Regions from separate parts of the Mus musculus genome. Here region 2 is linked to region 1. A link is a loop called in an ENCODE intact Hi-C map of the cell type or tissue named here. Cell type or tissue: heart. All regions are shown on one strand.

Region 1 (5,000 bases):
CGGGCGGGCGGGCGGGCAGGCAGGCAGGCAGGCAGGCAGGCAGGCAGGCAGGCCGGCCGGCCGGCCACAGGAAAACCAATGGGCTTAAAATGTACGAAGTAGCCGGGCATGGTGGCACACGCCTTTAATCCCAGCACTCGGGAGGCAGAGGCAGGTGGATTTCTGAGTTCGAGGCCAGCCTGGTCTACAGAGTGAGTTCCAGGACAGCCAGGGCTATACAGAGAAACCCTGTCTCGAAAAAACAAAACAAAAACAAAAAAAAATATGAAGTGAGATCATGCAAACTCAAAAAGAAAATGTGCGTGCTGTTTCTATATGGGGAGTCTAGCTATAAAATATGTATGTACGTAAAGAAGTTTAACACAAGAACAGAGGTTCTTTTCAACAACCACCTGAGTGAATGGGCAGCCACATGGATCCCCAAGTATCAAAATGTAGCCATTCACTTTAAGCTGTCCAATATTAAGATGGCATCATCTTCCTGCACCTGTTCCTCTGCTGGCAGGGAAACCCAGGACAGAAACATAAAACCTGAGATCACAGCACTGGCGAAACCCTAAGCGATCCTTCTCAATTGCAGGTGTCTTCTTGGCCTTAGTCTGACAATAGAGAGAGGATCTCTCGACTGACACTCGACATCTGCCTGTACGTATGCATGGTTATTTTCACCTGACTCTGAACAGAGCCCTGTAGTAAAAGCGGACAGCCACTTACAGTGAGAGTCCACAGCACCATGTCCACAGCCCCACCCTCCTAACAGAATTTCCAGCTGGCAAAGATGCAGTCTCCTAAGAATAAGATCTGAAATAAATTATGTACTGCTTAGGGCAGCTCATGTTCTTTGAACACATCTCTAAGGAAAGGTATAACAACTGAAAGACCACACTTAGCAATGGAGTCTGAAAAGGACACTGTGTTCTTGACAACAGTTCCTAAGGATCAAAACTGGAAATACCTGAATCTGTGTTTTGGGGTTTTTTGTTTGTTTTCTGTTAAATCCACTGAGCTCAGAAGACAATGATTTAAAATGTTGCACCCACAAGTAAACACACTGAGGGGGATGCTCTTCAGCTGCCTCTACTAAGAGTTAGGCTAATAGCAAATAACTTATTCTTTCCTGTTAGAACTGGAAATAGGTATGATTATATATATGTGTATGTATGTGTGTATATGTATATGTATGTGTATGTGTATGTGTATGTGTATGTGTATGTGTATGTGTATGTGTATGTGTATGTGTATATGTATATGTATGTAGGGGGGGCCTGGAGAGATGGCTCTGTGGTTAAGAACACTGGCTGCTCTTTCACAGGTTCTGAGTTCAAATTCCAGCAACCAGCTCACGGATCTGATGCCCTCTTCTGGTGAGTCTGAAAACAGCAACAGCGTACACACACATAATTGGATTCAATGCCCTAAGAATCACCTAGGAGCAAACCTCTAGGCACACCTATCTCGCAGTCTCTAGACTGTGCTGAGGTGTAAAGACCACCCTAATGTGAGTGGCTCCGTTTCTTGGGCTGGGTTCCCACACTGCAGAAAAGGAAGAAGAGCTGGAGCACCGGCTCACCAAGGACACAGGCTGCTCTTCCCGAGCACCGGGGGCTGTCCTCAGTACACACTGATGGTTCACAACCATGCCTCCAGTCCTAGGGGGGCTAATGTCCTCGGAGTTCTGCGCACACAGAGCACAGACATAGATGTGGGCGAAAACACCCACACACACACAGGGGAAATCAAGCTGAGAATCAGTATCCCTGTCTCTCTGCTTCCAACCTGGCACTGATGCAAAGTGACCAGCCACCTCTCTCCCCAACACCATTCCTCTGCTATCATGGACGTTACCCTCAAAGCTTGAGGCAAAATAAATCCTGTTGTTGTTTGTTTCCCCCCCCCCTGCCCCCCTTGGCTTTTGTCAGGTATTTTGTTGAAAAAGAAAGAAAAGTGATATAGGAAATTAGATAAACCCAAATCATATTTTTAAAGTTATACTTAGTAAGAGGAAAGCTACAGAGCTCAGGAATAAGGCTCAGCGCATGACTGACCGCTTAACTTTGAAACTGCTGGAAATCTTAAAAATGACAAGTCAGTCAGTCAAGTTTCACAAAACCATGCCCCTTCAGCAAAACCCTACTTCCACCAGGGGGCACACGTTTATAATCCAAGCACTGCAGAGGCAGAGGCAGGCAGAGCTCTGCGAGTTCAGGACCAACCTGGTCTACAGAGTGAGTTCCAGGTCAGGAACACACAGCCAGGACCATGTCTCAAAACACAAAAAATATACATACAACAAACCCCAAAACCTTACCTTCCCAACTGGTAGAAGGTGGAAGAGAGCTTGAACGAAAAACCAGAGGAGGTAAACGCCGCACACCCTGGGTTCCCACAGCTCGTGGAGAGCCGGCAGAGGTGGAGGGAAGTGGAGCAGCCCCGGGTCCTTCTGCCTGCACTGCAGCAGCAGCAAGAGGACGCAGGCGGGCAGGCCCAGCATGATGAGGACCGCACCTGCAAGGACAGGCATCAGACCTCATGTGGGCTTTGTATTTATATTTATTTTACTTTCAGGGCAAAACTAGATCTGGTTAGCTGTCTGAAACCAATTTGTAAGGTACCATCAAAAACTCCTCATCTAGGGGGCAGAAGCATCAGCCTGGTGGTTAAAAGCACTTGCTCTCTCACAGAGGACCCAGCACCCACATGGTGGCTCACAACCATCTGTATGTAACTCCAGTTCCAGGGAAGCCAATGTCCTCTTCTGACTGCCCTGAACAACAGGCATACATGCGGTACACATAACAAATTCACAGGTAAACATTCATACATATAAAATGAAGGAAATAAGCCAGGCGTGGTGGAGCACACCTTTAATCCCAGCACTCGGGAGGCAGAGGCAGGAGGATTTCTGAGTTTGAGGCCAGCCTGGTCTACAAAGTGAGTTCCAGGACAGCCAGGGCTACACAGAGAAACCCTGCCTCAAAAAAAAAAAAAAAAAAGAAAAACCTCTCCCTGTCTTGGCTGGGAAAATGCTCAGCAGGGAAGGGCATCTGACACCTGGAGCTCACAGCCAGCATTCATGTGAGCCCCAGAGCATTAGCTTGCTTGCTCTCTCCATCCCTCCCCTACCAAAGTCATAAAATTTAGTAACTTTTAAACTCTCTCCCCATCACTTCCAGTGAGCACACAGCCTTGGGTGAGTGACAAAAGTAGGGTCCACCTCAGAGACCAAGCTCTGAAACTGTCAACTCCAGCCACAAAAAGAGCAGTGTGGAGACGCAGACACCAAACAACGGCTAGGCTAATGTGGTTGCACAGCCTCTGGTAGCCTTGGCCTCCAGCTCTGCCTTGTAGGCAAGAGCCTCTTAGCTCAATGAGTCCCCTGGTCCTCACAGTAGACTTTCTATCCATAGGTTTCTAACATGCAGCTTACTGTCACACACGTGGAGATTATGGGCGAGGACAGCAAGCAGAGCAGGTAACCCAAGCCAGACTATGGGCTGCCACCAGCTCACATGCTCACTCACCGCAGGCTTTGACATACACTCTGTGTTTTGTTTGGGAACTTTTCCCATTATTTATTGACTTTACATCGCAGTCGCAGCCCCCCTCTCACAGCCCTCCCTCCATCCTCCCTGGGTACCAACCCACCCTGGAACATCAAGTCACGGCAGGGCTAGGAGCATCCTCTCCCACTGTACTGGCTGATTTTGTGTCAGCTTGACACAGCTGGAGTTATCACAGAGAAAGGAGCTTCAGTTGAGGAAATGCCTCCATGAGATCCAACTGTAAGGCATTTTCTCAATTAGTGATCAAGTGGGGAGGTCCCCTTGTGGGTGGGACCATCTCTGGGCTGGTAGTCTTGGGTTCTATAAGAGAGCAGGCTGAGCAAGACAGTAATTAACATCCCTCCATGGCCTCTACATCAGCTCCTGCTCCCTGCCTGGCTTGAGTTCCAGGCCTCACTTCTTTCAGTGATGAAAATGTAAGCTGAATAAACCCTTTCCTCCCCAACTTGCTTCTTGGTCATGATGTTTGTGCAGGAATAGAAACCCTGACTAAGACACCCACTGAGGCCAGATAAGACAGCCCAGTTAGAGGAACAAGATCCACAAAGCCTGGCAGTGGTGGCGCACGCCTTTAATCCCAGCACTCAGAAGGCAGAGGCAGGCAGATTTCTGAGTTCAAGGCCAGCCTGGTCTACAGAGTGAGTTCCAGGACAGCCAGGGCTACACAGAGAAACCCTGTCTCAAAAAAAAAAAAAGAGCCACAGACAGGCAACAATCACCCACCCACTTAACCTCCAACCCAAAATTTGTCTGCCTTCAAGAAGCACAGGGAGCTGGTGAGATGGCTCAGCAGGTAAGAGCACCTGACTGCTCTTCCAAAGGTCCTGAGTTCAAATCCCAGCAACCACATGGTGGCTCACAACCATCCGTAACAAGATCTGACTCCCTCTTCTGGTGTGTCTGAAAACAACTACAGTGTACTTACATATAATAAATAAATGAATCTTTAAAAAAAAAGGGGGACAGAAATGGAGCAGAGACTGAGGGAATGGCCAACCAAAGGCTGGCCCAACCTGAGACCCATCCCATGGGCAAGAACCAATCCCTGCCATTATCAATGGCTCTGTTATGCTTGCAGACAAGAGCCTAACGTAACTGTCTTCTGGGAGGCTCCACGCATGCACTCTCTGATCAGCCCATTGGGAAGGCAGCAGGATGCCTTACGCTGCAGCTTGCTTCTGCAGGGAACACCAGCCGGGCCCTCCCTGCCTTCTCTACTCATCAGTAGCAGAGCTCCCAGTCCCTACAGGATCACCACTACCCCTCCTGTACCCTTCCCCATGGCAAGCTCCCTTTATTATGACTTTAAAGTTAGCATCCTTTGTACTTTATGGCTTGTCCCATCATCCTATCCATCTATGCCTCCGTGTGTCCCATGTACCACCCCAGTTGTGCCCTGTACACACACTGCCGTAGCTCCCAGCTCAGGCCTTCATA
Region 2 (5,000 bases), 53 kb after region 1:
TCAGACATACCTAGGAGCAGGCACGTCCTCATTCAGTTATAACCATGCTGGGTCTCAGAGAGCATGGTCCACCTGTCCCCAGAACACTTTGGTTTGAGGGAGCACACAGCACACATTGTCTCTGTAGGGGCTTTGGGTTCTCAAGTGTGTTGAGTTTCTTGGCTCTCAGCAGGAAAAGCATGCCAGGACCTAGGGAAAGGGGCTGCTTCTACACACACACACACACACACACACACACACACACACACACACGCACACGCACACGCACACGCACACGCACACAGAGAGAGAGAGAGAGAGAGAGAGAGAGAGAGAGAGAGAAAGCCCAGCTTCTCAAACCGTGGTCATGACTCTGTATGGGACGGAGCAAATGTTACATCAGAACTAAAGACTCAGTGCATCTCCAGCATTTTGGGCATCGATCAACTGTGGTGCAGAGTGTGGCTTCCCTGCAGACTTGGTTCTGAACACACATGTGTGCTGTGCACCGTGTATGACCTGGTGTCTGAGCGGTAGATGCTGCCTGACCCCTGAGCTCAGATCTGAGATAGGTGCAATACAAACCACAGTGTTTTCACAGCACACACACGGGCTTCTGTTCTTACCCAAACATGGAGGCTTAATCATGGGAAACAAACACTTTTGATATTTTCCCACTGACACCCCTCAGCATGTATCCCACAAATGTATCTCTGGGTTGTATTATGTAAGCATATTTGATTTTCAGATTTGCTGTTTGAGCTGCTGTCTTGAATTTCATTTTAAAAAAAAATCATTAAGTGAATTGTGGCTCTGAGACTAAGACAGAATTCCCCACAATTTCTGAAATGGCTCTAGACATATTTCTGCTATTTTGAATTTACATTGCCTCTGAAAAATACTGGAGATATTCCATGTTCTACAGTGTGAAATATATAGCCAATGTCATATTCCTTATGTAAATATAACAAACCTCTATACAAACTTGCTTTCATCCTTAATAAATGCTATAATTATATGTATGTCTAAGAATCGCTTTTAAAATTTCTTTGTGAGTTATTACTTGTAAATGTAATTGTTTGCTTTTTTTTTTTTTTTTTTTTTTGTCTCTATATTGCTAGGGTCTCATACAGGGGTGGCGAACAGAAAAAGTTTAAGCCCTGCCCTAAAGACTAGCCCCCCCTCCCAAATACTCCCATCCCCCTCTCTGGAGCAGATGGCCTGGTAAGTTCTGGCAGGCACCTGGGGTTACTCTGTGCTCTCCCTGTACCCACAGCCAGTGCAGGTCTCAGTGTCTCAGCACCCTGTACCCACAGCCAGTGCAGGTCGCAGTGTCTCAGCACCCAGACCAGGCAATGAGTATTCCAAAGCCCGGAATGGATGCGATCTACGTCCCTCATCCGGGCCCCCACTGCCTGGAGGACTGTGTGAAAGAACTTCCCAGCCACCAGACTACTGTGGACCATGTACCTCAGCCAAGTAAACGGAGACAAAGGGATAGTTGGTGGGAGATGGGATGAAGCCTGAAACCCGGGACCATCTATAGGTGTAGCTCTGTTACAGCGCCACCATGTGGTGAGCTTCAGAGTAAGGATGGTGTGAGAGGGGTCGGGGTGGGGTGCGGGTGGGGCCTGAAAGCCTGGCCTCTAGGCTGAGGGACCTACCTCTGGGAAGCCCTTTTCAGATCTTCCTTAACCCAGGTTTCATGCAGCGGCCCCAGAGGGACTTGAACCCCTGCCCAGCTGGCGGACCTCACTCCAACACTCTCTTAGGACGCAAGGTTGGCGGGAAATTTCTGTCTCATAACTCGTACTCTGGCAGGAAAGTCCTAAATCCTCAGAGTAAGAGACTAGAGGCCTAGATGGGGTCCTGTTCTCTGGGTGAAGGCGCCTAGCGTTCAGTGCAGCAATGGATGGGGAGAGAGAAAAGTGGGTCAGCTTCTTGGTGGGGGAGGGTGAGCCCAGAGGATGCGCCAACTAGGGTCATCCCAAGTGTCGTTTCAGCAAGGAAATTCGGGAAGAACCGCTATGCCGCAGAGGCCAGTCTGCACAGGGTTGGCATGAGGCCCTGGCTACTGGCTTTGACTTGAGAAAGAAAGCACAGACCAACATACACCTGGCACTGCACCCAGTCAGCCAGCCCTGGGTAAGCTGGGTATTTGGCAGCACTCCTCCTGGGAGCCCAAGTGAGAGGGAAGTGAGCCGCAATTTAGCGAGGTTGAGTGGGACCGGAAACAAGATGTGGCAAGCTCTGGCAGGTCCCAGGGTGGGCCTAGAGCGCCACCTGGTTTTGGACTACCGATCATCAGGCAAACACCGTTTTCCTGACCCATGCACCATCTTTGACACTGGTCAGTTATCTGGCTGGAGGCCAGAGCTTTAGTGAGAGTGGTAGCCTCTTCCCCAAGCCCAGAGGGTAAGGCATGTCTTTGCCTTTCTCAGCCAAGTTGGGGGGCGGGGAGCAGGAAGGATGAAAAGATGAAGGAATCCTTTGTGCTTTGACAGTGTCCAGGCAGGAAAGAACAGCCTTTCTAAGGATGTAAAAGCCATCCATGGGGTTGCCCATGGCCCAGCAGGGAGAGGCTTTCTCTGCTGGGCAGTTTAAGGACAGCCTGCTTCCCGAGGCAGCAATGCAGTGCACACTGCCCTCTGGGCAGTGACCTGGGCTTTGTATAGGCACACAGATCCCCAGGGATGGAGAACAGTGAGGGACTCTTGAGCATAGCCTGAGGTCAATGTGGCAGAGACGGGACCTCTGAGCTCAGGAGTTCCTAGGTAAACTCTGGGTGGGAGGGATCCCTGAGATGGAACAGTGATGCACAGTCCTCCTCAGGGAGGTGCAAGCTGGTGTTAGGCTTAACTTGATGTGGGAAACAATGGCTGGCTGTGTGTTCCCAGTTCAGCGTTAGACAGCTGTTCCTCCTGCAAGAGACCCTCTTGACTGACAGGAAAGGGCAGTAAGTCCATGGGCTATAGCTCCACGGTAGAATGCTCATTTAGCACCTGTCAGACCCATGGCAGAAGAGCCCCAAGACAGGAGGTGTCACTCCATGCCAAGCCCCACCCAGCTCTGACAAGAAGATCCTAAACCCAGCGTGGTGGTGGCACACACCTTTAATCCCAGCACTGGGGAGGCAGAGGCAGGTGGATCTCTGTGAGTTCTGGGCCAATCTAGTCTAAGTTGCAGGACAGCCAGAGCTACATAGTGAGAGTCTATCTCAAAACAACCACCAAAAACGTAGGAAAAGGAGGAGGAGAGGGAGAGGAGGGAGAGGTGGTCCTGAGCATGTCAAAATCTACACGACATCGGTTTTTTATTTTCTCATTTCAACTTCACCACAGCCTTGAGGAAGCAGGTTGGCCTAGATCTCTACCATTGTCCTCTGTCAATGTGGGGAAGCCTGGTCCCAGGCCCTGGGGAAATCACTGTTTCTAAGGTGGCTCCTGCTTAGGCTGCCCAAGACAGTCTTGCCACTTCACTGCTGCCTGCACAGAATCCCCAGACATGAGACAAACACCTCAGCACGCAGGGCCTCAAATTTGGTGTCTGCTCACCCAGAGCTGTAGAGCCGCAGCCGCTCCCATCAGTCACCAGCCTAGGAGAGGGCCCAGAATCTGCACTTTAACACAGTTACACTCAAGGAAGCCCATCCACACTGGCTTCAGAAAGGCCCCGAGCACACAGGAACACCCGCTGCTCCCTCAACGTCTTTTCTTGGTGTTCACCTCTTCTGGAAGTCCTCACCAGAGCTGCTTCTTGGCCTTTTCTCAACAGATGAACAAATTGCTTTTGGGAATAGGTGTATGTCACACAATATTTGCGATAAAATCATTTTTACTCTAAGGTTACTGTCAACCTGAAATTTAAATGTAACTGAGCATCTGGGTAGTGTCTCTGTTGTTGTTGGTGGTGGTGGTGGTTTTTCTTGGCGTCAATTTTTGGTGACAGGAAGTGGACACGGGACCTCGCACATACCAGACACATACAGGCTTTCCCACACTGATCTATACCTGCAGTCCAATTTCTAATTAACCACTTATTTCTTGTTTTGTTTTGTTTTTAAGATTTATTTATTTTATGTATGTGAGTACACTGTAGCTATCTTCAGACACACCAGAAGAGGGCGTCAGATCTCATTACAGATGGTTGTGAGCCACCATGCTGGGAATTGAACTCAGGATTTCTGGAAGAGCAGTCGGTGCTCTTAACTCCTGAGCCATCTCTCCAGCCCTAACCACTTACTTGTTAATAAGTTAAATGAGATCTGTTTATTTTTATTTTATGTGCATGGATGCTTTGCCTAGATGTATGTCTGTCCACCACGTGTGCCTGGGGCCTGTGGGAAACAGAAGAGGGCAATGGAAGCCCTGGAATTGGTGTTCCAGGCTATCGAGAGCCACTGTGGGGTGCTGGGAAACCCAGGACAGCTTCTCCTGTACCACCCAGGACAGTTTCTCCTGTGCCGTTGAGTTGCTATCTCTGGCAACCCTACACCCGTGGGACTTCTGGCACCTCGACCCTGAGAGTAGGCAGGCATTAGCTGGAGCCTTCAGGGCCATAGGAGGCTCAGCAGAACTTCCTGCCCTAACTCTAACAGGGAGGAAGAGAAGAACAAACAGCTACAGAGATTAAGAAAGCATTTGCTTCCTTGAGACAACTCGAGGGAAAGACTATTTCCAACTCTAGTTTCTTTCATTTGTCTCACGGAAATGGCCACCATGGGAACACAAAGCCAGAAGCTCCTCCGGGAATCTGCCAGTCGGGGACTCCAACGTGACTGTTTCAGCAGGATGTCCCCAGGCACTTCTGCGGGATGCTTTAAGTGCCTGACTTGATGGGGTTTTATTTTCTACAACTTACTATTTTTTTTTTAACTTTTGCTTTCTATATATTTAGAAATTAGCCAGGCAGTGGTGGCACATACCTTTAATCCCAGCACTCGGGAGGCAGAAGCAGGCAGATTTCTGAGTTCAAGGCCAGCCTGGTCTACAGAGTGAGTTCCAGGACAGCCAGGGCTACAC

The links. A loop is a pair of places that touch in the nucleus more often than their neighbours do. Peaks named below come from ENCODE experiments on the same cell type or tissue, not always from the same donor. Only the 100,000 strongest peaks of a DNase experiment are listed, where the experiment ranks them.
Region 2: it touches region 1 in a loop (4-fold over the local background); 11 of 42 quality-filtered maps call a loop at or near these places.

What each region holds. Positions count from the first base shown.
Region 1 is chr1:181,826,404-181,831,403 of GRCm38, forward strand. Lbr (lamin B receptor) reads right to left here. Exons shown (of 14, transcript NM_133815.2): 6 at 2,309-2,505. Among named protein-coding and RNA genes, the nearest start is that of Lbr, 13 kb to the right of the region's middle. In heart, CTCF peaks have their summits at 1,371 (motif pointing left) and 2,143 (motif pointing right); no DNase peak of the experiment used is centred here.
Region 2 is chr1:181,879,536-181,884,535 of GRCm38, forward strand. Gm33669 (a long non-coding RNA gene) reads left to right here. Exons shown (of 4, transcript XR_865801.2): 2 at 1,101-1,445; 3 at 1,691-1,759. Among named protein-coding and RNA genes, the nearest start is that of Gm33669, 3.6 kb to the left of the region's middle. In heart, CTCF peaks have their summits at 1,559 (motif pointing left) and 2,265; a DNase peak (open chromatin) is centred at 2,146; H3K4me3 peaks cover 368 bases; H3K27ac peaks cover 912 bases.